Regions from separate parts of the Mus musculus genome. Here all the other regions are linked to region 2. The links are chromatin loops, found by intact Hi-C in ENCODE. Cell type or tissue: left cerebral cortex. All regions are shown on one strand. Links, peaks and the distances in the headings refer to the core of each region. The heading gives the core; the rest is flanking DNA. Region 1 overlaps Otx1 (orthodenticle homeobox 1). Region 2 overlaps Wdpcp (WD repeat containing planar cell polarity effector). Region 3 overlaps Ehbp1 (EH domain binding protein 1).

Region 1 (8,402 bases), core at 240-8,239, 340 kb after region 2:
AGAAAGAAAGAAAGAAAGAAAGAAAGAAAGAAAGAAAGAAAGAAAGAAAGGCAGGCAGGCAGAAAAAGGAAAAAGGAAAAGAAAAAAGAGAGTAAAAGAAAGCAGCTCTCAGATTTGCCCACAGGCTAATCTGATGGAGGCAATTTCTCCAATGAGGTTCCCTCATTACATGTGAGTTCTGGTTGTGTCCAGTTTGATAAAACAAGCATAGTAAAGAGACAAACAGCTCAAATTAATCTGATAATCTATTCTCACATTATCCAATGTGCCTTCTTTGAATGAGTTTTTGCTGCAATGCTGTAAAATAAAGTAGCAGCCTCGAGAGCGAAGGCTCTGACACTGACTTCGGTCCTGCTGGTTACACATCAGCATTTAGCCTTGCTTAAGTCTCCAAGTTACTGAGTCTTGCCTATCATCAACCTCTCAAGCTTTAACAGATCCAACAAAGCAATCTATGTGAATAATGGTGTGTAGACCAACGCATGGGAAGCTCTAGTTCTTCAGCTCACTGAAAGGACTATTTCCTGCAACCAAGTAAAAGCTTCTAAATACTCCCCCCCCCACCCCGTGCTGAGGATGAACTCAGAGGTTTATAGGTATTTACCATTGAGCTACCCTCCCAGCCCTTTATTTATGGTATCAAGAAAACAACCAAAGATGTACAAAAGTAAAAAGAATTGCATGAAAGCTCCCTCAGCCTTATACAGCTGAGACTTAATGCAGACCCTGCCTACTTGTCCTCAGCCCCCATCCCCAACTCAGATGCAGTGGCTTGCTATGTAGCCCAGGCTGGCCTCAACCTCACAGCAATCCTCCTGCTCCAGTCTCTCAAGTGCTGTGATTACAGGCTTTTATCACCAAGCCCATTTACCATCTCCCTCTCTTCCCCAACTGTTTTAAAGCAAAATCCTTCATGTGCAGTGTTAGAAGAAGGAGAGATTACAGCGTTAACATGCTAAGTTCTAAAGTCCACTGGTCTCCCTGGAAGATGTAGAAGTATATAGAATCAAAAAGAATAGGCTAGATTTGAAACATGGAGACACTAGCACTAAAATCAGACTCCAAAGCCATCACTTGAATGGCACCAAATATAAACTCTGGGGAAACAGCATCTTCTCTTGGTGCCCTCTCATTAGGAACACAGCCAGACAAAGCGCCATCCAGAGATCCTATGAATTTATAAAGGCCTGTATAATTTTTATATCTCTTTCAAATATTCCTCTCTCTTAAAAGGTAGCCAGTTACTAATGGATTTAGCAAAATACCTAAAACATAGATTATTTTATTTAACATCAAGTTTAAATGCTGACACTGTAACCAACTGTAAGTCTACTTTTCAAAGCATTTGTTAAAAACTTGTAACACCATGTATATTTCATTATTTTTTAAAGTGTAAAAAATCTGTTTTATAATTTCTTTCATATGTATATTTCACAGGAAAAAAATTTTAAATAAATTTTAAAAAGAAAATACGATGATCCCTATTTGAAATAGCTGTGACAGATGATGGTGTATCTTAGAAGCATTCAGAGCTTTACACATACAGAAGAATATTTGTACACTAAAAATATTTTATAAGCTCTTCAGACACTATGCTGGTGAATCAGAGACCGTTTACTCTTACATTTAGTTTTTACCCCAAAGCATCAAAATTAGTTATGATTTATTTATATTCCACTTCAATCCCTCCAAAATTTTGGACTCAAATTCCTTAAATCATAATTTTACAATCTAAACGAATTTCTAAAAATTCCAAAGTTTTCATAAGCAGCTCAATAAAGATTAACCTTTAAAAAAAGGTTTTGTGACCTGGAAATGTAATGCAATTTTGTCTCCGAATACTGGCCACCAAAAAGAGGTACAATTCTTTAGAAGCAATAGATTTTCAATGTTTCTATCATCGATTTATCATCAATTTCTATCATTGGCTTTATCATCGATTAAACAGAGTCCAAATCCTATTTGAACTAAAAGGCTTCTTGAAACAATTCTAACAGTAATCAGGACTTTCCATCTCTCAACAAGAGTCTAGAAACAGGTGTGCCGTTTTGTATATTACAGCACCACTCAACTCAGTTGAGAGCAACATGCACGTATTTTTTTTCTCTCTTTCTCCAAGAAACAAACATAGATGTGTTTAAAAAGCAATTTGGGCTCTCCTGTTTGACTGCCATTTAACTAAAATGGTTAAAGGACTTCCAGACAGTGTTCTGCTCCTTAAGGCTTCTGAAGAACTGCCTAGAAATTGTTTTAAGTAAAATGCAACTCAGTTTTAAAAATACAACTAAAGAAAAACAGACTCAAAATGGAATGTGCTTCCCCCCTTCCCCCCCCCCCCCACACACAACACAGCGTTTCTTTTCAGATAGCAGTACACATCAGCATAATAATTAAAAGGCAGAATTGCTTTCTGGAGAATGATATATTAATAACAGGCAGGGAAACTCTGGCTTTCAAAAAGTATAATTTAGATATCCCCAACACTTATCTAAACATCTTATTTATTTAAGATAACTGAGGTAACTTCCTGTGGTCAAATAAGACATTCATTATTATACAATATTATTTAAGTTATTGATTTTCATTATTGTTGATCTTGAGACTTTTCCATTTCCATGAGATTCTGAACTTTAAGAAAGAGGGAGGCATAGTGTGGAAAACAAAGTCACATGTAACTTTTCTGCCTTTAAGTTTTTTCTTTCTTTTGGGGTCCATGGGGGAGCAGATAGGGAGTTGTTTGGTTTTGCTTTTTGAGATAGGGTCTCCTGTAGCCCAGGCAGGTTTTTTTAACTTACTATGTAGGTGAGGTTGGCTCTGAACTCCTGATCCTCCTGTGTCCTGCCCTCGAGAGCTGGGATTATAGGCTTATGTCACCAAACCCCACTAATTGGGGAACTTTATAAAAATATCTTATTGCTATTCTTAAATTGATTCTACATCAAAAGCCAAGTCATTTTCTGGTCATGAATAATAATCATGCAAATTCTCTTTACCAATAATGTATGTATTGGCTACAGTTGTATATCAGATATATTCATTTCTTCACCTTTAAACACAACCTTGACATCAGACATCTTTGACATCATTAACATTATAATTGAGTCTTCCAGTTAGTAATGAATTTATCTCTTATTTTTTAAATAAAAAAAATCACAATAGCCATGGAGAGTGCTATTTTCACAAATTACAAGGTGTGTGTGTGTTGGTGGTGGTAATTTTCTTTTTAAACTAAAACTTGATGTTTTGGTTTGGTTCAGTTTTGGTCTCTGGACTACAGCAGGTGTGAATCTGCTGACACTAATTAAGGTTTTTCATCTTTTTTATTCCCAAATTCCCGCCACCACCATCACCACCACCCCCCGCCCCCCGCCCCTCGATCCTTTAAGGCTTTTCTAAGAAAGAAAGAAAGAAAGAAAGAAAGAAAGAAAGAAAGAAAGAAAGAAAGAGAGAGAGAGAAAGAGAGAGAGGAAGAAAGAGAAGAAAGAGAGAGAGAGAGAGAAAGAGAGAGAGAGAGAGAGGAAGGAAGGAAGGAAGGAAGGAAGGAAGGAAGGAAGGAAGGAAGGAAGGAAGAAGGATTTGCACACACATTCACAATTGAAATATCACCTTCTTCCCAACCCTCTGTAGCCAATATCAAAGCCAGACAAGCCCTCCAACAAGCCATCTTATTCCCGCGACTCTCCTCAGAGTTTCAGTGGGCCAAGAACTCACTGAGGTAGCCCAACTGTCGTGCCCAGAGCCCTTACCCATGTCCGCCAAGAGCAGGCCTTTCGGCCCTCCGGGGCGAGCGGACAGACACGGGCTGCACTCGGGACGCGTGGAGATTTCGTTGAGCTCCCAGGCCCTGTCCGTGCTGCTCCGTGCTCCAGAGTTCGGGCTCCAGAGACCGCGTAGTTCTACCTGGCGTCTGCGGGCTCCAGCCCCTGACGCGCTTTCGGCTTTGAGAGAGGTGTGACCCAAGGACGCTCCCAGGCCCCCAAAACTCCACACGGGCGACCGCGGCCCGCTGCCCCGACGGCCCGCGCGCGTTCCCGCGGCCGGAGCCTGCGCCCCGGCGCGCCCTCGGCCCTGCGCCCCGACCCAGGCCCAGGCCCAGGGGGAAGCACGTGCCCGCTCCTCCTCGAAGCCTCCTGTTGCAGGCGTGCTCGGCGGCGCGTCTGAGCGGGGACAGCCGAGGCGTCGCCGACGCTCCCACCCACACCGGCCGGCTCTACCAGGAAAGTTCGCGAACCACCGGGGCCAGTCGGGCAAACTGACAACCGCGACGAACCCGAGGCCCGCCCACAGGGTTCGTCCGAGCCGCGGCTAGGCCCAGCCTGGCGGGTCAGGGCCTCGGGGCCTCCAGACCCCGTGGAAGCGGCTGCTGCTCAGCCCCGGGACGCCTAGGGCGGGACCTGTGGGGAGGACCCGGCGGCCTCCTGAGGCCTCCGCCCGGACCTCCAGCCCCGCTTCACGCGAACGCCCGGGGCCCGCGGGCCAGGGGCCACGGCGCACGCGGCAGGGAGCAGGCCCAGAGCAGCCTTCGCGGGGGCGGCTGGCCCTGCAGGGATCCCGCGCGCCCAGGCGGCTCTCCCTCCGCCCCGGGGACTCAGTTAGGAAGCTTGGGCCGGAGCTGGGAGGCCGAACCCTAGGCCGGACACGGCGGGGACGGCTTCCCCGTGGCCAAGGCTCCAGTGCCCTGCCGACCTCCAGCCCCGCGCCAATCTCACGGACTAGAAGCAGGGGCTACCGCTGCCTCCGCGGGCAAGTTTTCGTTGTCTCCTGATTTCCTCCGGCCCGTGGGCAAAGCGCGGCTTCTGGGCTCACCTCCACAGGAGCCGTCAGAACAATCTGGACAGTTCTGGACCCCGAATTTTCTCGGGCAGCAGACGTTATTAATACACTTTCCCTCCACTTTAGTCTCCCAAGTCCCGTCCCAGTGGCCGAGCTAGGAAGAGTAGTACCTACAAGCCCTTCTGTCCCCCCAGACGGAAGGCGAGCTGCCCTCTCCATTCATGGCTGCAGGCCGGGCATCTTCTCCTCTGAGGAAGTGAAACTCGCACTGGTCAATTCGCCTTTGTCTGCTTTAACGAAACTTTACGAAAGATAGATAAATAACTGGACCATTTCTTGTGCGAACTAATGGTTTAGAAAGACTCCTTAGCACGAGGTTGGGACTTAGGATCCCACAGTCACCGTGAAGCCACCGGGAGACGCTTCTCCACTGTAGGACACAGATTTTTTTTTTTTTTTTGATCGTTTTGTTTTCCTTCTTGGCTCAGCTCAGAGAGCATTACACCCGCATCCTTTCCCGCCTCCCGACCCTCTTCCCCTCCCCCTTCTCCCCCTCTTCATTCTGGTGCTGGCAATTAGGGTGAAGAAATCAGTGCCAGGCTCCTGCCTCCGAAGAGAAAGGAGCTGTTTCTGGAATTGAGTCCTGACACCTGTCTCTGTCCTAGAAGGCAAGAAGGCGCGGGGTCAAAACATTGAAGAGGGAGAGGCCGGGCCGATGAGGGGGCACTCCCTAAAAGAACGTTTTGGGGAACTCCCCTTGCCATGACTTCCCGCCTTATTCTTCAGCCTCCAGCTTCGCGCAGATCATTAACACGCGGGTTATTAACACAGATTTCCTCCCTTTTAATCCCCTGAGACCGAGACCCGAAGCTGGAATTAGAAGAGCAACGCTGACAAGCCACTCATTAATTTGCTTTTATTTTCGGGAAATAATGTAGATAAAGAGGAAGAGGAGACGGACTGCCTTACATCTCAACAAGTAATTTGTGATCTTCACATCGGACAAATCAAATTTACAAATTACTTTCCCACCTACTGAACCAAGCGGCCAAAACCAAAACCGATAGGTACACAGGTACTCTCCGCAGATTTCGGAGAAGGAAGGTTCACTAAAAACTCACAGAACAGACAGGGTGTTTGAGAGAGAGAGAGAGAGAGAGAGAGAGAGAGAGAGAGAGAGAGAGAGAAACATTGGACCTGGAACTCGGGCTTGGTTTTCTTTCCACAATGCTGTAATTTCACCTTGTTTGTTTGTCTGTTTGTTTCTAAGCGGAAGCTTTGATACTGTGCTTAGACTGGCGAAGGGTCAGTCGTGCGCCCTGACCAGCCTAGCCCCGACCCCTGTATCCTGACTTAGCTGTTTCCTTCACTTCCGATCCTCTAGCGCCCAGCTTCCTGGAACCAAGCGGGTTTCTTTAATAAATACACAAAGGGAGGTGTGAAGAGGGCAGGACAGCTTTGTAATAACTGAAAAATAAGAACCACCATCGTTTGAGGAAGAGAGGAACGGGAACAAAGGGGAAATAATTTTTTTGCTTCTGTTATATATATATGTGTGTGTGTGCGTGTGTATATATATATATATATATGTGATGTATATATTTTAAAGTTCTGTTTCTTGGACGCTAAAACAAGAGAGATGCTCAGTTCAACCAACAGCAACTAAAAACTTTAAGTGGTCCCTGGAACGGACCTGACTATGTACAGCATTCCCGCTGAGGCGGAAGCTTGAATCAGTCCAGCGCAGGGTAGGAAAGGAGGCTGGGGCACACTCCTGCCGCGAGCCTGGCCCAACGCTCACCACTGGTGAGACAGAAATGCTGGAAGCTCGGGCCTGCGGGTGGGGAGCTAGATCAAGGGCAGCTGAAGGGGCGACAGTCTGCTAGGAGAAACAGTGGAGGGTTTGATTAGGAGTGTGTATGTATGGACACACTCCAAACGGTTGATATACGCCAGTTAGTGACTTCAGTGTCCAGAAAGAATAAATAAAACGGTTGAGCTCAAAACAGAGGGTCAGAGCGAAGAGCCCCAGAAGGCTCCAGGTGCATAAAAGCTGTCCAGAAAGACTTGAAGGGGTGACGCACGAGCTGAGAGCGAGAGCGTACTGCTATTCCGGGAAGAAACGGAGGGCCAAGTGGGAGCACCGGGCCCCACCTCCAAGGGGGAGAAGGGCTGCATCCTCCACCCCCAACCAAGTGGCACACAGATGGGAGCGGCAGTGCAGGCAATGAATATCTTTTGGGGGACTGAAAATTAAGTTTTGGAAAAGCCAAGGCAAAGGCGGGTGGTGCAGCAGCAGCAACAGGATGGGGACCATGGAGGGTATAGGTAGTTGCGTTTCTTCTCCACTTCCTTTCCCTCCTGGGCTCACAAGACCTGGAACCGCCACGAGGCTTGGTCCTTATAGTCCAGACAGTCGGGAGAGTTGAAATTGAGTTTCCAGGCAGAGGAAGCAGCGGCGGCGGCGGGCTCCTTGTAATCCAAGCAATCGGCAGAATTGAAGGCGAGCCCAGAGCCTCCATAACCTTGGTGGTGGTGGTGGTGGTGATGGTGGTGGTGGTGGCCTGAAGATTGGCTCAGTGGGTGGTGCGCATGAGGGTGATGGTGATGATGGCCAGCCATGGAGGAGGGTGCCATGGGGCTAAGCTGGTGCGGGTGGTGATGAGAGTGCATGGGCGCTAGGTAGGAGCTGCAGTCTACACCGCCAAAGTAAGAAGAGGAGGGCGCGGGGTATCCCTGACCATAGCTTCCGCCCTGGCCATAGGACATAGGGTAGGAGGCTGCGGCAGTGGCCGCACCTGCGGCTACCGAGCGCTGCATGCACGAGGCGTTGCTCGGAGCGGCCAGTGGCTCTGGCACCGATACGGATGTCGGCGCTGAGCCCGGCGAGATGGAGGCCGGGCTCCAGATGGACGAAGCAGTAGGCGTGCTCAGAGAGGACGCTGCTGCCACTGGGTTCCCACCCAGGCCCGCGGCCGCAGCAGCCGCGGGGTTGGCGGAGGCACTGGACGCTGAGCTAGACGAAGAAGCAGAGCTAGATACGGCGGGCGGCGTGAACTGGCCGCTGCTCTCTGAACCCGAGCTCTCGCGTACTGGAGACGACTTCTTCTTGACCGGCCGGGTTTTCGTTCCATTCCCGCTCTGCTGCTGCTGGCGGCACTTGGCGCGGCGGTTCTTGAACCAAACCTACAGTGAGCAGGGTGAAGGAGAGGGGATCAGGGGGCTGGCTAGTGGAGCTACTCCTCCGCCCCTCGGACTCATACCCCGCCCAGGATCTCGGGAAGCTCTCAATCCCAGCCTCTACCCCTCCCAGTCCCCGGCCCTGCCAGACCCTGTCCCCTCCCCCGCACGTGCTAGGTCCCCAGCTCTGGCTCCCTCCCCCATCCTTCTGCGCAAACCCCTAGTAAGCCTCCTCTGCTGGAGGGATGCGCACCTCCCCAAGCCCAGCGCAACTCTGCCCGAGGGCGGAACATTTGTGTCTGTCCAGCCAGAAGTTCAGCCATCTCTAAGCTGTTGCGGTTGGCTGCTTCCCCGCAGCCCCGTTTTACTTTGGAGGCCCTGTTTTCCTTGAACAGAGCTCAGGAAACAGCAGAGAGATACAGAACATCGAAGTGTAGGTCAGCCACCAA
Region 2 (8,402 bases), core at 232-8,231:
AGGCTGTTATTCCCAGTGTGTGTGCTTTGTGCCTGAAGAGGCTCTAACAGATTGCATCATCTGATTACTGCATGGGCATCTTCCTCATCCAGCCCTGGTCCTTCTCAAACAGGTCTTCCTGTGTGGATTCCCTTGTCTCACTTACGTTCAGTCTCACTTAGCCAGGCCACTAAGCCCGGATTTGTGTATGGAATTCAAGGTCCCTTAATTAAGGTCTTCCTAGTCCTATGTTAGAGTCGTAAATATATTGATGTAGGAAACGGTATTGTAATTATAACTGTGGTTTTTTAATAGGAAATATTGCTTGCATATATAATGTCTGCAGCTCTTAGCTCATAGCTTTAAATAACAAGAAACTTTTAAGATTGAAGTGTAACATATGTACTGAAAAGTGTACAGTTTGTAAGAGTATGCTGTGAACTATCAAAAGGTGAGCACACTCCTGAAACCACTGCTCAGCCTAACAAATTATTCTAAGTACTCAAGGGGCCTCAGTCTTAGTCAGTGTTTGGTAGATGTTTTCCATCTGACATCCAATTGCACTCTTTAACATTATGTCTTAATTTCTTTTTTTTTTTTTTTATACATTGGTTTATTCTTAATGCATAATATAATTATTGTAGCAATTTTGTACAACATCACATGTTTATTTTTATTGAATACTATTTAAACATTAGTTTTTCTTTTTTTTTTTTTTTTTTTTTTTTTTTTTTTCCATTTTTTATTAGGTATTTCGCTCATTTACATTTGCAGTGCTATACCAAAAGTCCCCCATAGCCACCCACCCCCTCTCCCCTACCCACCCACTCCCCTTTTATGGCCCTGGCGTTCCCCTGTACTGGGGCATATAAAGTTTGCGTGTCCAATGGGCCTCTCTTTCCAGTGATGGCCGACTAGGCCATCTTTTGATGCATATGCAGCTAGAGTCAAGAGCTCCGGGGTACTGGTTAGTTCATAATGTTGTTCCACCTATAGGGTTGCAGATCCCTTTAGCTTCTTTGGTACTTTCTCTAGCTCCTTCATTGGGGGCCATGTGATCCATCCAATAGCCGACTGTGAGCATCCACTTCTATGTTTGCTAGGCCCAGGCATACTCTGACAAGAGACAGCTATATCAGGGTCCTTTCAGCATAATCTTGCTAGTGTATGCAATGGTGTCAGCATTTGGAAGCTGATTATGGGATGGATCCCCGGATATGGTAGTGTCTACATGGTCCATCCTTTTATCTCAACTCCAAACTTTGTCTCTGTAACTCCTTCCAAGGGTGTTTTGCTCCCACTTCTAAGGAGGGGCATAGTGTTCACACTTCAGTCTTCATTTTTCTTGAGTTTCATGTGTTTAGGAAATTGTATCTTATATCTTGGGTATCTTAGGTTTTGGGCTAATATCCACTTATCAGTGAGTACATATTGTGTGAGTTCCTTTGTGAATGTGTTACCTCACTCAGGATGATGCCCTCCAGGTCCATCCATTTGGCCAGGAATTTCATAAATTCATTCTTTTTAATAGCTGAGTAGTACTCCATTGTGTAGATGTACCACATTTTCTGTATCCATTCCTCTGTTGAGGGGCATCTGGGTTCCTTCCAGCTTCTGGCTATTATAAATAAGGCTGCTATGAACATAGTGGAGCATGTGTCCTTCTTACCAGTTGGGGCATCTTCTGGATATATGCCCAGGAGAGGTATTGCTGGATCCTCCGGTAGTACTATATCCAGTTTTCTGAGGAACCGCCAGACTGATCTCCAGAGTGGTTGTACAAGCCTGCAATCCCACCAACAATGGAGGAGTGTTCCTCTTTCTCCACATCCACGCCAGCATCTGCTGTCACCTGAATTTTTGATCTTAGCCATTCTGACTGGTGTGAGGTGGAATCTCAGGGTTGTTTTGATTTGCATTTCCCTGATGATTAAGGATGTTGAGCATTTTTTCAGGTGCTTCTCTGCCATTCGGTATTCCTCAGGTGAGAATTCTTTGTTCAGTTCTGAGCCCCATTTTTTAATGGGGTGATTTGATTTTCTGAAGTCCACCTTCTTGAGTTCTTTATATATGTTGGATATTAGTCCCCTATCTGATTTAGGATAGGTAAAGATCCTTTCCCAATCTGTTGGTGGTCTTTTTGTCCTATTGACGGTGTCTTTTGCCTTGCAGAAACTTTGGAGTTTCATTAGGTCCCATTTGTCAATTCTCGATCTTACAGAGCAAGCCATTGCTGTTCTGTTCAGGAATCTTTCCCCTGTACCCATATCTTCAAGGCTTTTCCCCACTTTCTCCTCTATAAGTTTCAGTGTCTCTGGTTTTATGTGAAGTTCCTTGATCCACTTAGATTTGACCTTAGTACAAGGAGATAAGTATGGATCGATTCGCATTCTTCTACATGATAACAACCAGTTGTGCCAGCACCAATTGTTGAAAATGCTGTCTTTCTTCCACTGGATGGTTTTAGCTCCCTTGTCGAAGATCAAGTGACCATAGGTGTGTGGGTTCATTTCTGGGTCTTCAATTCTATTCCATTGGTCTACTTGTCTGTCTCTATACCAGTACCATGCAGTTTTTATCACAATTGCCCTGTAGTAAAGCTTTAGGTCAGGCATGGTGATTCCACCAGAGGTTCTTTTATCCTTGAGAAGAGTTTTTGCTATCCTAGGTTTTTTGTTATTCCAGATGAATTTGCAAATTGCTCCTTCTAATTCGTTGAAGAATTGAGTTGGAATTTTGATGGGGATTGCATTGAATCTGTAGATTGCTTTTGGCAAGATAGCCATTTTTACAATGTTGATCCTGCCAATCCATGAGCATGGGAGATCTTTCCATCTTCTGAGATCTTCTTTAATTTCTTTCTTCAGAGACTTGAAGTTTTTATCATACAGATCTTTTACTTCCTTAGTTAGAGTCACGCCGAGATATTTTATATTATTTGTGACTATTGAGAACGGTGTTGTTTCCCTAATTTCTTTCTCAGCCTGTTTATTCTTTGTGTAGAGAAAGGCCATTGACTTGTTTGAGTTAATTTTATATCCAGCTACTTCACCAAAGCTGTTTATCAGGTTTAGGAGTTCTCTGGTGGAATTTTTAGGGTCACTTATATATACTATCATATCATCTGCAAAAAGTGATATTTTGACTTCCTCTTTTCCAATTTGTATCCCCTTGATCTCCTTTTGTTGTCGAATTGCTCTGGCTAATACTTCAAGTACTATGTTGAAAAGGTAGGGAGAAAGTGGGCAGCCTTGTCTAGTCCCTGATTTTAGTGGGATTGCTTCCAGCTTCTCTCCGTTTACTTTGATGTTGGCTACTGGTTTGCTGTAGATTGCTTTTATTATGTTTAGGTATGGGCCTTGAATTCCTGATCTTTCCAAAACTTTTATCATGAATGGGTGTTGGATCTTGTCAAATGCTTTTTCTGCATCTAACGAGATGATCATGTGGTTTTTGTCTTTGAGTTTGTTTATATAATGGATTACATTGATGGATTTTCGTATATTAAACCATCCCTGCATCCCTGGAATAAAACCTACTTGGTCAGGATGGATGATTTCTTTAATGTGTTCTTGGATTCGGTTAGCGAGAATTTTATTAAGGATTTTTGCATCGATATTCATAAGAGAAATTGGTCTGAAGTTCTCTATCTTTGTTGGATCTTTCTGTGGTTTAGGTATCAGAGTAATAGTGGCTTCATAAAATGAGTTGGGTAGAGTACCTTCTACTTCTATCTTGTGAAATAGTTTGTGCAGAACTGGAATTAGATCTTCTTTGAAGGTCTGATAGAACTCTGCACTAAACCCATCTGGTCCTGGGCTTTTTTTGGTTGGGAGACTATTAATAACTGCTTCTATTTCTTTAGGGGATATGGGACTGTTTAGAAGGTCAACTTGATCCTGATTCAACTTTGGTACCTGGTATCTGTCCAGAAATTTATCCATTTCATCCAGGTTTTCCAGTTTTGTTGAGTATAAGCTTTTGTAGAAGGATCTGATGGTGTTTTGGATTTCTTCAGGATCTGTTGTTATGTCTCCCTTTTCATTTCTGATTTTGTTGATTAGGATTTTGTCCCTTTGCCCTCTAGTGAGTCTAGCTAAGGGTTTATCTATCTTGTTGATTTTCTCAAAGAACCAACTCCTCGTTTGGTTAATTCTTTGAATAGTTCTTCTTGTTTCCACTTGGTTAATTTCACCCCTGAGTTTGATTATTTCCTGCCGTCTACTCCTCTTGGGTGAATTTGCTTCCTTTTTTTCTAGAGCTTTTAGATGTGTTGTCAAGCTGCTAGTATGTGCTCTCTCCCGTTTCTTCTTGGAGGTACTCAGAGCTATGAGTTTCCCTCTTAGAAATGCTTTCATTGTGTCCCAAAGGTTTGGGTACGTTGTGGCTTCATTTTCATTAAACTCTAAAAAGTCTTTAATTTCTTTCTTTATTCCTTCCTTGACCAAGGTATCATTGAGAAGAGTGTTGTTCAGTTTCCACGTGAATGTTGGCTTTCCATTCTTAATGTTGTTATTGAAGATCAGTCTTAGGCCATGGTGGTCTGATAGGATACATGGGACAATTTCAATATTTTTGTATCTGTTGAGGCTTATTTTGTGACCAATTATATGGTCAATTTTGGAGCAGGTCCCGTGAGGTGCTGAGAAGAAGGTATATCCTTTTGTTTTAGGATTAAATATTCTGTAGATATCTGTCAGGTCCATTTGTTTCATAACTTCTGTTAGTTTCACTGTGTCCCTGTTTAGTTTCTGTTTCCACGATCTGTCCATTGATGAAAGTGGTGTGTTGAGGTCTCCCACTATTATTGTGTGAGGTGCAATGTGTGCTTTGAGCTTTACTAAAGTGTCTTTAATGAATGTGGCTGCCCTTGCATTTGGAGCGTAGATATTCAGAATTGAGAGTTCCTCTTGGAGGATTTTACCTTTGATGAGTATGAAGTGTCCCTCCTTGTCTTTTTTGATAACTTTGGGTTGGAAGTCGATTTTATCCAATGTCTTAATTTCACAATCAATAAAAAATATAGCTTTAGTATATGAGTATTGAGTACCGAGTATATCAAGTACACATGACTGTTACTTATTTGCTGACTTAATTATAGCAGTTTTACTTAATGTTTTTCTTTTGGTTTTGTCACTCAGTTTGAAGAAGTTTGGAGACAATCAGTCACTAGGGGGCAGCCTGTACTGCTTCACTTCATAAGAGACAGTTGTAGCCTCCTTATGTTAGTAACTGAGAATTATTTTTGCATGGAAGAAAATAAGTGTTACTTCAATAAAGGAGATATTTTATTATTCATAGACACAGGAAAATTATTCTGTTCTCTTGTTTAAATTGCAAGAACAGAATCCCTTGGTTAAACCAATCTCAACATCTGCGGAGTCTCACTTGTGTCTTACCTAGCCCAGCAGAGCGTCTGAATTTGAATAGGTTTGGAAGCCTTTTGACTCTAAACAAGTTTCGGATAAAAAATTATCCACAGCTCCCAGTAATCCCTCCTTTCTTCTTGCAGATTTCCTCCCAAATGCTATAGGATAGGAACTAGATTTCTGAGCTAAATTGGAGAAAAGCAAGCCACAGCTCGGAATCCAACAGCTAGGGCATTTTCTTCCATCCACTGACTTCATTTGGCATTGCTTAGTGGCAGTTCCTTTTGGTAGCGCCCTGTGAAAAATATCAGAGGAAGTGTGAAAGAGAAAACTTGGTCTTCCTTGATTTCAGTTCTTTACTAATCCCCCCCATGCCATTCTAGTTCTGTGTGGTTCCTTCTGCCATTCTGAGTTTCTCATTAGATCGATAAAGTTTCCAGTTTCTGCATATCCCTAGAATAGATGAACCCGTGTCCAGATGCTTTTGAGCTATTTTATTTCTAGTAACATAAGGAGACTGTTTCTGCTCCTCTCCCCACAAGCCCCTCTGATATAGTATGATTTGGCTTCTTACTCTCCAGAACTTTTACCATAATTTAATGTTCTTTCTTTCTCTCTATAGATAGAGACATCGGCGTCTACCAGTACTATGACAAGAAAGATCCATCAGGTAAAGTACTTACCTATTCTACTTAACTTGTTTTATAAATGAGATGTTCCTAGAAATGGAGTAGAACATTAAAAACTCTGTGTTTACGAGCTTTAGATAAATTCTAAACTTTTAAGAGCAGTACTTCAGGTTTTTTAAAGAGAAAAATGCTAAGATTAATATCTGATCAATCAAAAATAAAGCAGTACTGAGAAAATGTTGTAGAAGAACGTGGACATTTTCATTTTGTTGCCGATCAGGCTGATAACAGGACAGTCTATTCACATTTATTTATTGGTGCCCCAGCAGAGGGCATTGTTAATGCATTGGTCTCGTGATGCTGGCCTCCCGGATCCTCACCTGATATCTGAAATAGACATTTCTGAGTGAATGATCAATTTTCTTTATCTGATTAATCCTGTTAATCCCAGAAGTTTTATGATGGGCCAAAAGGTCTCCCTAGCTAGAGTTACTTCCTGTTCTGTTCTTCGTTGAAGTGGAGGCTATGTGAGCACCCTGTGTGCTTAGCATGGCAGTTAATAGGCTGACTTCAGAGCTCTGATGACAGATGCTTCGGCTTCTCTTCTGGGCTCCGTTGCAGTTCCCTTTCCTGTTTGATGAGATTGGAAGCTCAGAATATTGGCCCACCTGTTGTGCTGTATAAGCCTTTTCACTGCACAGTAAGGAAATGGCTTCTATGGCATGCAAGCACACATTGTGACATTCTCTCTCAACTGTCCTTTTTAAAGCTTAGCATCCTGTATTAATCTCAGTGTCTGCAACAATCTATTGTCTGTGCACCCATTACAAATACAAGATACTGTAATAAAAACAAATCCCACCTCTTTTGTCTTTCCTTTGCTACAGTATCAGCAACAGAGCATGGTAACTTAGAAGAAAAACAAAGGCTGGCAGAATGTAAGTTTACCTTATCAATATATTTAAATTATTAGAAAAATAGAGAGTTGTGTTACCATTGAACTGTTTTCTGTATAAATTGTAAATGCTATTCTGTCCACGTTTCTTATAATTACTAATTTTCATTGTTTCTATATTGAACTCAATCACATAATAATTGTATGTGTTAGGTTTTTCTAATTTAAGTCACTAAAATATTTACCATGTAAAATTTTGGTAGGATATATGCTTGTGTAAACACAAACTTAAAATTACGTGTATTTTCACTTAATATTTTTAAATAAACGATTTTATCTGAAATATTTAACTGGCTAATAAAAGTATAAATGTTCAAGGTGTTTACAATGACCTGATTTATCAATCATACAAGTTCTGTAGTAAAATTTATATATCTGTCACCTAATTTTTGTGTGAGAAAATGATCATAAATCATGCTCAAATTCTGATATCACTTAAGTATTCATATTTTGCCTAAGGTATTAGCATATTTTACTATTTTTAACATTGTTATTTTATGATTGTGTGTGTTATGTATGTATATGCATGACTGTGTGTCCTGGTGTGCACTATAGCATGTGTGTGAAAATCAGAGAACTGGTCCTCTCCTTCCACCATGTTGGTCCCAGAACCTGACCTCAGGCTGTCAGTCTGTGCAGTGGGCACTTGCACCTTCTGGGCCATCTTGCCAATGCTGTTGTGCTTATTTTTAATAAAGTCAGATTTGTTATATCAGCATTTTCTTTAGTTGTTGTTAGTCTCAAAGATACAAGTATATTGTATGTATAACTATATCACTATATAGGTTTAATGATTTAAAGCTAATGTAATTTAAAGTTTTATTTAAAATATGGCTAAATCTGAAAAGCCTTCCCTCTTTCCTTATTTTAAGTGATTAAACTGACATTTAATTTTTAGAATACTGCATTGCTATCTGTAACACATATCTTAAAATTTGTACATATGTTCTACACATCAAAATTATGTTTATAGAGCCAAATTAATTTGCTGAAATAAGATACATAGCAATTTTTACTCTCAAATTTAAATATCTATATATGCTATATATTATTTGTATATGCACACATGACATGTACATTTATATATACACTTCTTTTTCATAATTATTAAATATGAGACTATAAAGATCAATTTGTATTTTAATGGGTTTAATATGCTATTAGAATTATTTGTGTAGCATGTATTCATGTGTATGTGGTAGGTGCTAGAGATGGAACCCAGGGCTTCACATATACTAGGCAAGTGCCTTACCCCTGAGTTAGACCTCTGCCCCAATTTTATTAATTTTTAAAAGATATTTAGTTTTAGGCTCACTTTGTACCTTCCCTAAATAACCTTTCAATTGAAATTATTTAAAACAAACTAAAGGTATATTGTTATTGAATTCTAGCATAGATTTTAAATTATCTTATTATTCATTTTATTGAAAATAGATTTTTTTCACATGATATATCCTGATTACTGCTTCC
Region 3 (8,382 bases), core at 383-8,382, 540 kb after region 2:
TTGTGGGATCTTCTTTAAATTAAAAAAAAATTCATACAGATAATTACCATCATGTTCTGTGATGTTTCAGGTACAGCCTGAATTCTCAGTGTTTTTCAGCTTGAGGGTGAAAAAAAAAAAAAAAAAACCCCTTCAACTTTCTACAGTTAAAAAGGCAGATTAACCATTTAAACTTAAAACTGAACCATGCTACTTAGTTTCAGCATAATTCTCTAAAATACTGTACAAATAAAAGGCATAATATAAAAATCAATTGACACCACAATCAAATGAATCAAGCAATCTATGTTTTCAAATGAGGATTATGCACATTGAGCTTTGAACAGGTATCCCACCAGCACCCTAGAACACTTGTAAACTCTAGCAGCCTGTGCTTAAGTGGTCAGAGCAAGAGTGCATGCTTAGCATGAGAAAGCCCCCAGGTCCAGTCCCAGCACCAAGAAGAAAACAGAGCTATATAATGTAAGCAGTGTTGTTCAGAGCTCCTTCCTTTCCAAGCATCAATGTGAAAGTGTGAAACATATAGGGATTAAAGAAACCCTGCAACATCAGAGCTCTCTGAACTGCTTTCTATACGCACAGTAAACTGCTTATCCCATTAATTTCTCAACACAACATCAACAATAATCTATCATGCCAGGTGCTGTCTGTTTAAGAACATGTGTTAAGAGACACTTCTATGAAGTAGGCATGTTTTTAATCCCTCCACTATAGCGAAGTAAGTTACATTGCAGAGGTTTTCTCTGGCTTTTCTGGGTCACGTCACTAAGGAAATATCTAGTCCCTTGCACTCTTAAAATTCACAACCACTGATATTTAAATGTCTCTGAAGAGGCAGATACTGCTTGCACCTGACATATGCAGACAAAGAAGAACTGAGGTGTTTTCCTCATACTTAGTTTTCAATGACACAAAGATCACATTCTAATTTTATGGTACAATTTCTGTGTGGGAGGGGGTTCCAACACTCACATGCATGAGGGTGCCCAAAGAGACCAGTTGTGAGCAATTTGACCCAGATGCTTGGAGTTAACCTTAAACCACTGAGCTATCTCTTGAGCACCAAAGTTTACCTTCAATATATATATATACATACATACACACACACACACACAAACACACACACACACACAAACACACACACATATATATATATATATATATATATATATATATATATATATACACACACATACATACACACCACACACACACACACACACACACACACACACACACACATATATATATTCTTATTTCTGTAGGGTCCTGATTGTACATCATTTATTGTAATAGCAGTTAGAATCTAACTGAGCTCTTGTCTGTTGCTTTTTTTACATTGGATATTTTTCTTTATTTACATTTTAAATGTTATCCCCTTTCCCAGTGCGCCCCCCCACCACACTCCCTATCCCATCCCCCCTCTCCCTGCTTCTATGAGGGTGTTCCTCCCACCCACCCAGCCACTCCCGCCTCCCCACCCTGGCATTCCCCTACACTGGAGCATGGAGCCTTCACAGGACCAAGGACCTTTCCTCCCACTGATGTCCAACAAGGTCATCCTCTGCTACATATGCAGCTGAGGCCATGGGTCCCTCCATGTGTACTCTTTGGTTGGTGGTTTAGTCCCTGAGAGCTTGGTCTGGTTTGGTTTTGGTTTTGAAGACCATTCTCACCTCTCAGCACTACTGTCTCGTCAGAGGTACTGCAGCAGCTAACACCCTGGTAAGAACCACCAATCAACTCACAGGGCTTAGCGGTTACTTAACATTCTATCTTTAGCTCTCCTGTTTTCATTGGCAGTTTTTGTCATTGCTCTTTGGCTGGGTTTTAGTTAGGTGAAGGTCAAAGTTCATTTCTGGATGTCCTCTATTCACTATTAACAGGTGTGTGTATGTGGGGGGGGGGGAGGTCATGCTGAGGTAAGGGAATGTGTCCCTTCACAGGCTGACGAGCAGAGCAGCACAAGGTGTGCTTTAGTTTTTCATAAAGATAAGGAAGGACCTTAAAGGTCCTATTTTTGAAAGCTAAAGCCTCAGACTTAGAGGACATTATCTAGCAAGTTACTTTAAGGTAACTGTTGATAAAAATTCCAAGCCAGTTTCTTTTGCTGTTATACAACTACTACCATTCTCTGAAAATAGCTGTCAATCATATTGTGCCTGTGGGGCTGGGATTTATCTGGTGTGGTGCCCAGTATGCTATTGGTGCTCAAACTGTAATTCAAGCAATAACAACTACTACCAGGTTACTGCACGCAAAAACGAAATGACAGACAAGTAATACACCGCTCAGAGCAAAAGCTGTGACCAGGTTTAAGTGCTTCCTTTGAAATAAAGAGAACTCTGCACTTGATGATGGTGTGTTCACGTTTAGTCAAGTTCACGAGGTAGAGACAAAAAATTCTGAGATAGGTTTTCTAAGTGCTTGGTTTTTTGTTTATGCTTTGTTTTATTAAAGATGAGAGCAGGACTCTTTCACAGGGACCAAAGTCTGACAGAATGGAGGGAAGATAAAACCAGTATACCTCTGTCCCTTAGAGTCTTGTAAAGGTAGGTAACTTTGTTTCTGGAGAGGAGAAAACTTACAAGAGAAAAGAAAAGATCTGTTCCTCTGCCTGTTCTTCAAAACTGAGAGAGACACAGAGGGGCTGGAGGGAGGGAAGGAGGGAGGGAGAAAGGTACATTAGAAGTCAAGGGCAGAGGTGTTCAAGAAAGAACAGTTTTTCAGTGATATGTGGTGTGTGAAAGTGCCTTAAGACTGAAGGGTGGCCCGGCCCACAGCAGGGGAGTCAGGCGACTGAACTGCACTGCACATTACAGAAACTAAGACTCATTTAAGGTTTTAAAATCCTAATAAACTGTAAGTTTTATATGGGAAAAAATAAGACAAAAAATTTAATAGTGTGCTCTGGTATCGTTAAAAACCTATCAGTGTACACGGTAAGATGAACAAAGGGTACGGATTACTCTGCCCTGTGTATGAAAAGATAACATGGATTTCTGAAGACAGACACAGGAAACCTAGCAAGTCCTCCGAGAAAAGAGTAAAATCAAGACAGAATTATTTTACTCCTTTTTAAAGTAAAAAGATGGCCAAATATTACATTTTCAATTAAGTTTCTAATTTCTAAATTAATTTCTAAAATAAAGGGCATTCACTGGAAACAAAGTTAATTTTTAAGACAAATAATAAAAATCTTAAATAGAATTTTCGTTTTCCTGGTTTAATATCAATGGCTCCATAATATTTAAGAATTTTAAGAAAAATTCAAGTTTATATAAAAGTTCTTAAAGATAAATACTTGATTTAAGTCAGACATTTCCTTCTCAGCACAATACCAGCTAACCATGCAAGGCTTTTTAGTCTCCCCAAGACCTACTTAATACCTCCCACCAGAGTTAGACCATGCTCTGCTCGGATGATGGTTATGGCCTGGTAGCTTCAGCGGCAGCTTCAGAGTCCATGGCCACTGCCTTCTGTGTTTTTAAAGATAGCTCCAAATTTCTAAGACACAAAGCAGATATGGGCTTTAACACTTCTTGGGGCAATTCTTATTTTGTTTTTAGAAGTACTTTGTCTTATTTTAAAAGGTTAAAAAAAAATACCCTACACATGAAAATATAGAAAAAGGGAATGTTCTGTGGTCAAGTAACTTCAATGGCAAAACAGTAACCATTTTTACTGAATAAATATTAATAATTTAATGATAGCTTAGAAACAGTGACATATAGGAAACAGTATTTTTTTAACATTTAAAATCAGGAATGATATTGATCCGTTTGAAAAATAACACAGTGACACGAAAATAAATATTTCACAAAGAGAAACTTATCAGTATACTGTTTATTATATTCTGAAAAAGAGTGAAACCTTCAACTCCGGTAAGACTGACTGGAGACTAAAGTCAACACACAAGCGTGCTTATTTTTTAGTTGACTGGGCAGAAAACAGGAAATTCTACACTAAGGAGAAGTCAGTTCATCAGGGCACAGTTGGGCAGCCTCAGAAGGCCAAGCCTTTCGACAGTCTTGGAATACCTCCTAGTTACAGATTTTTATGACCCACAGTCTAATATGCCTGCTGTGTAATTGGGCATTCCAACCTAACTACAGATACACGACTTTCCAGAGTGACAGAAGTTAACAAACCTAATTCATAAAATGCTGAGAAGACAGACTTAGGTTTAGACAGTCACACAGTTTCATGATTATTTCCAGGCAGGGCCCCAAACAAGCTGTTTAAAATGGACTAAAATCAGTACAGGAATCTCTGAAGTAATTGATATATTCTAGTAAACGGTTCATTCTAAAATTAAATGCCGAGTTCCATTTTTATCCTGATTACCATTTTAAATTGAGATTATCTCCTAGGAAAAGATGGCTGGAGGGATGGGTTGTCTTGAAGCGGTATGGCGAGAACAGAGGGGGCAGGCCCAGAGGAGCCAAGAAGGGGCAGAAGGGCAGAGAAGACAACTGTAACACAACTCATCTCTGTTACGTTGCTTTTAATAGTCTTTTAAAGAAAGGGTAAATTTGTTTGCACAGAAAATCAAGACTGCTCTATTTGCCTATTCTTTCAGCTTTTTAAAGTCAAAATTCTTATTCCTACCCATAAAAGAAGGGTAGGAAGCCTAGTTTTTATCAAAGACCACTGACCCACAGTAGAAAAACCAAACAAGGGAAAACCAGAAGGAATTACTTGAGCCTATAAAGATTTGTTTTTCTTGATGTTTGTCTTCTCACAGGGCCCTTAGATAGTCCAGGCTGGTTTCAAAGTCACAAACCTAGCCCCGGCCCTCCCAGGAGCTAGGGCTATCAGTATGTGCCAGAATATCCGGCCAACGCATATTTTTATTTTTCTGTGAATTTTCTACATCTTTAAGAAGAAAATATAATGTTTGCCTAGGCTGACTCTATATTAATACAAACTCTAATAACAAAGAAGCCTCAAAATATACATATAAAGTAGATTTGAGTATGAGGACTGTGGAGAAGTCGGAGAGTGGGTGTGGAGAGTGAGTGCGGGATCATAGGAGAGGCTGAGCTTGGAGCAGCAGTGAGCCTGGTGGCAACCAGTGTTGAACCCTGGAGGAGTCGGAGGAAGGAAGACGGTGGGGTGAAGAAATCATCAGAGAACACCTCCTTGTGACCTATTTTTATTTTTGAAATGCTTCCAGGCAGGCATGTGAAACCTGAACCAGAAATGCAGTAACTGTTATGTGAGGTTACCAACTCACTAAATAGGCGTCCTTCAGAGCTACAACGGAGGAGAAGAGAACTGGAACTGGGATGAAAAGCTACACCTCTATGATGTGGAGCTGGAGCTGGAAGGAAGGGAGGAGGCAGGAGAATGCCACTTTTATTTAAAGTTCTTCCAAGTTTTGACTTGTTGCCATTTGTGTGCAGCAGTGAAAATAAAGACCTAACCTTCCTTTATGTTCACAAATGACAAGAGACCCACGGGGAGGTGAAGTCTCTCTTCAGGAGAAGAGAAAGAACGGTGCTCTCTTGCGCTCTCTCTCTCTCTCTCTCCCTCTCTCTCTCTCTCTCTTTCTAATTCCATCAAAAGGTTCTTGTCAAAAACAGATTTGATTTTCTTCTCTGTGTACCCACGTTAGTTACGGATGATTAATAAAGCGTTCATTCTTCTGTTTGCTTTGGCAGAGAAGTGACTAGGGTTGTGTTAGCATTAAGGAAATATTTCACTTTATGAAGAAAAGATATGAAGTGTTGCTTATTTAAATACACATATGTTTAAAAAAGAATTTGTTCATGTTTAGGCTCAAAACAATAAAAAAAAGTTTCAGTGGAAAGTAAAGAGTTTATTCAACTTAGAAACTTTGAAAATATTATACTTATCCAAAATGGGCTTTTTGGATTTATCTATTTTGATGGGATGGCAAGCTAAATTTTGGTAGGATGAAAAAGAGCGTTAAAAAAAAACTTCATATTAAATACAGCAAAAGTAATCATAATTTTAAAATAATTAAATACACAAAGACATTAAAAATAAAATCCTATAGTATAAAAAGTAATCATATTACAAGAAGAGCTCTCCCAAGCTCAGGGTATCTAAACCCCAGACTGCACCAGACACTGAGAATACACATTTATAAATCAGCACCCTCCTGGATGTGTGCTACTATACCTCAGTCACAAAGAAATGCCAGTGCTATCTATCCTTTCATGCTTGTTATAAAGTCATTTTATAAATTAAATTACTTTGCCTGTCCATCAAGAAATAGTAGTTAAGGCAATTTAGATTCTTGCAATTCCTGCTTGATTTAAAAGTTAAAATCAGTCAAAACCAATAATCTGATTGAAGCTACCCTCTGACTGACTTGAGGTTTTCAGTCATCAGGTCCACCAACACAGAGACAAACAAGGATGTGTAGGGGAGAAATGCTGTAAATAATCTAGGAAGCACCAACTACAGAGCAGAGAAGACAGCTCGGGTCTCAAGTCAGTTCTCTGATCTCCATTTTACCCCTCAGTCGCTAATGAAAGCAACTTACAAAGAGAATAAAGATGAAGGATGGAGCCTGGGTGTGGAGCAAGAATAAGAAATACTGAGGGCGAATGAACTTGTATAAAATTTTAAAGTAAGCAAGACTTCAGACACTGTGCTAAGCTCACAGGCATTCCCTGTAACCAGTGCAGATTCTTTACCCACTCATTTCCCCTCCTTCCTAGCACGTTTGGCAGCTCCCATTTCTTTCTATCAGACCTAAATTATACCCCTCTCCTACTTTTTCCTCCCAATGCAAAATAAAAAAACAAACAAGGCAATCGAGTCTTTTGTGCCTCCCTTTTGTTAGTGGCTCATATGTAACGCAGAGTCATTATTTACAAAGTATCGCTGCTTGTTCAGAATCCTTCTTCCCATCCCCTACCAAATTAAACTGACGATTTCAGGTGGTTCCAGTTAACTTGATTTCATTTTGTCACCCCCAGTCATCACTTTCATTTTATACGACCTACTTGTTGACATGTCTGCATTGAAACCTGCCTCTAAACTCAACTCTGAACCTTGCCACAAGAACCGTCCTTGAATGAACAAGGCCACTGTAGAAGCCCTGCTGAAGGACTGGTTTTGTCTAATAATCTGAAGCCCTCTAGCCTTTCACTGAGTCAAGCTATCAGTGGCATGGATTCTAACCCAGAGTCACTGCTGCAGAAACAGAGCCCTCTCATGGCTCACACTTGTGAAAGAGCTCACTGGTGCCTGCGAAGAACCCAACCACTAGGAAAAGTTGGAGTTAGCAAACATCTTTATACATAGGAGAAAACATCAGTTCTATAAACACTTATGCAAAAAGTCTGAAAAGGACAAACATGATGCACATTTAAAATAAGGTAAATAATGCTAACTATAAATGTTTCTAAATATGAGCAGCAACCTAACACTCATACCAAGACATGTTCAAACAAAGAACAATTCTAAAGCAAAACAAGTCATTCTGTTAACACAAGAATAATTTTCCTTTTGATTATTTCCAGCCACTAAGTTGGTCGTATGACAAAGGGTTATAAATTTTGCTTGTACATTGTTCCTTTGCAGATCTGAGTCACAGACTGTCACACCACACATCTTACTGGGGTACAGAAACTAAGAAGGCTGTAGGCAGTAAAGCTTAAGCATGTCACTCCGAATTTACTAAGAATGAAACTGTATACTTAGTGGATATTTACAATGCATAGTGGTTTAGCTGCAGTTTGTAAATTGACAAAAATACTTTTTAATACATAGCTGCTTTAAATTAGCAGGAAGATACAAAACTTTCACATGGAAAAGTAAAGTCAAATTAAAGAAAAAATCCAAATGTTATATATATACGGATATATATATGTGTGTGTGTATATATGTGTGTGTGTGTGTATATATATATATATATATATATATATATGTATATATACATATATATGTGTGTGTGTATATGACAAGTTCATTTTTTTAGACATGCTGAGCATCTACTGTTTTAAAAGCTTTATTTGAAGTGCACAAATTATATATAAGAGCTATGTCACTTAAAATGAGCAAATACATGAGAAGAATATAGAAACCCCTGACTGATCTTGGCTCTAAGATGCTTCTGATTTCTCAGGGACAAATCTCGTGTTAAGGTACGATCATTCTGTAAGTCACAGAACTGGAAATGTGTGCCCTATATCGAAGCTGCCTCAGTCAGCAGTGCACGCAGGACTTACATGATGGTACCAAATGGCATCTACTTTAAAAGTAGATGCAGAACACCAAAACCGTGTGTAAGTCAGCCTCAGCCCAATGTAACGTACATGTGACCAAGTGCCCACTGCTGTAGACGGACTGCAGTAAGACAGCTAGCACAGCACAGGCTGACAGTCACAGAGCCAGACGCTA

Evidence for each region. Hi-C counts contacts between places; a loop is a spot of excess contacts. Peaks named below come from ENCODE experiments on the same cell type or tissue, not always from the same donor. Only the 100,000 strongest peaks of a DNase experiment are listed, where the experiment ranks them.
Region 1: it touches region 2 in a loop (3-fold over the local background); 3 of 42 quality-filtered maps call a loop at or near these places.
Region 3: a loop joins it to region 2, with 2.9 times the contacts of the local background. A loop is called at or near these places in 10 of 42 quality-filtered maps.

The regions. Positions count from the first base shown.
Region 1 is chr11:21,989,100-21,997,501 of GRCm38, forward strand. It overlaps Otx1 (orthodenticle homeobox 1), which reads right to left. Exons shown (of 5, transcript NM_011023.3): 5 at 5,665-7,959. The coding sequence ends at 7,141. Among named protein-coding and RNA genes, the nearest start is that of Gm32517, 5.2 kb to the right of the region's middle. In left cerebral cortex, for the core only: no CTCF peak of the experiment used is centred there; DNase peaks (open chromatin) are centred at 3,874, 4,231, 4,387, 4,921 and 8 more places; H3K4me3 peaks cover 732 bases; H3K27ac peaks cover 447 bases.
Region 2 is chr11:21,654,025-21,662,426 of GRCm38, forward strand. It overlaps Wdpcp (WD repeat containing planar cell polarity effector), which reads left to right. Exons shown (of 18, transcript NM_145425.3): 3 at 5,971-6,018; 4 at 6,865-6,915. Among named protein-coding and RNA genes, the nearest start is that of Wdpcp, 86 kb to the left of the region's middle. In left cerebral cortex, for the core only: CTCF peaks have their summits at 5,163 (motif pointing right) and 6,275 (motif pointing right); DNase peaks (open chromatin) are centred at 5,163 and 6,598.
Region 3 is chr11:22,192,970-22,201,351 of GRCm38, forward strand. All of the region lies in intron 5 of Ehbp1 (EH domain binding protein 1), which reads right to left. Among named protein-coding and RNA genes, the nearest start is that of Ehbp1, 90 kb to the right of the region's middle. In left cerebral cortex, for the core only: no CTCF peak of the experiment used is centred there; DNase peaks (open chromatin) are centred at 4,259 and 5,230.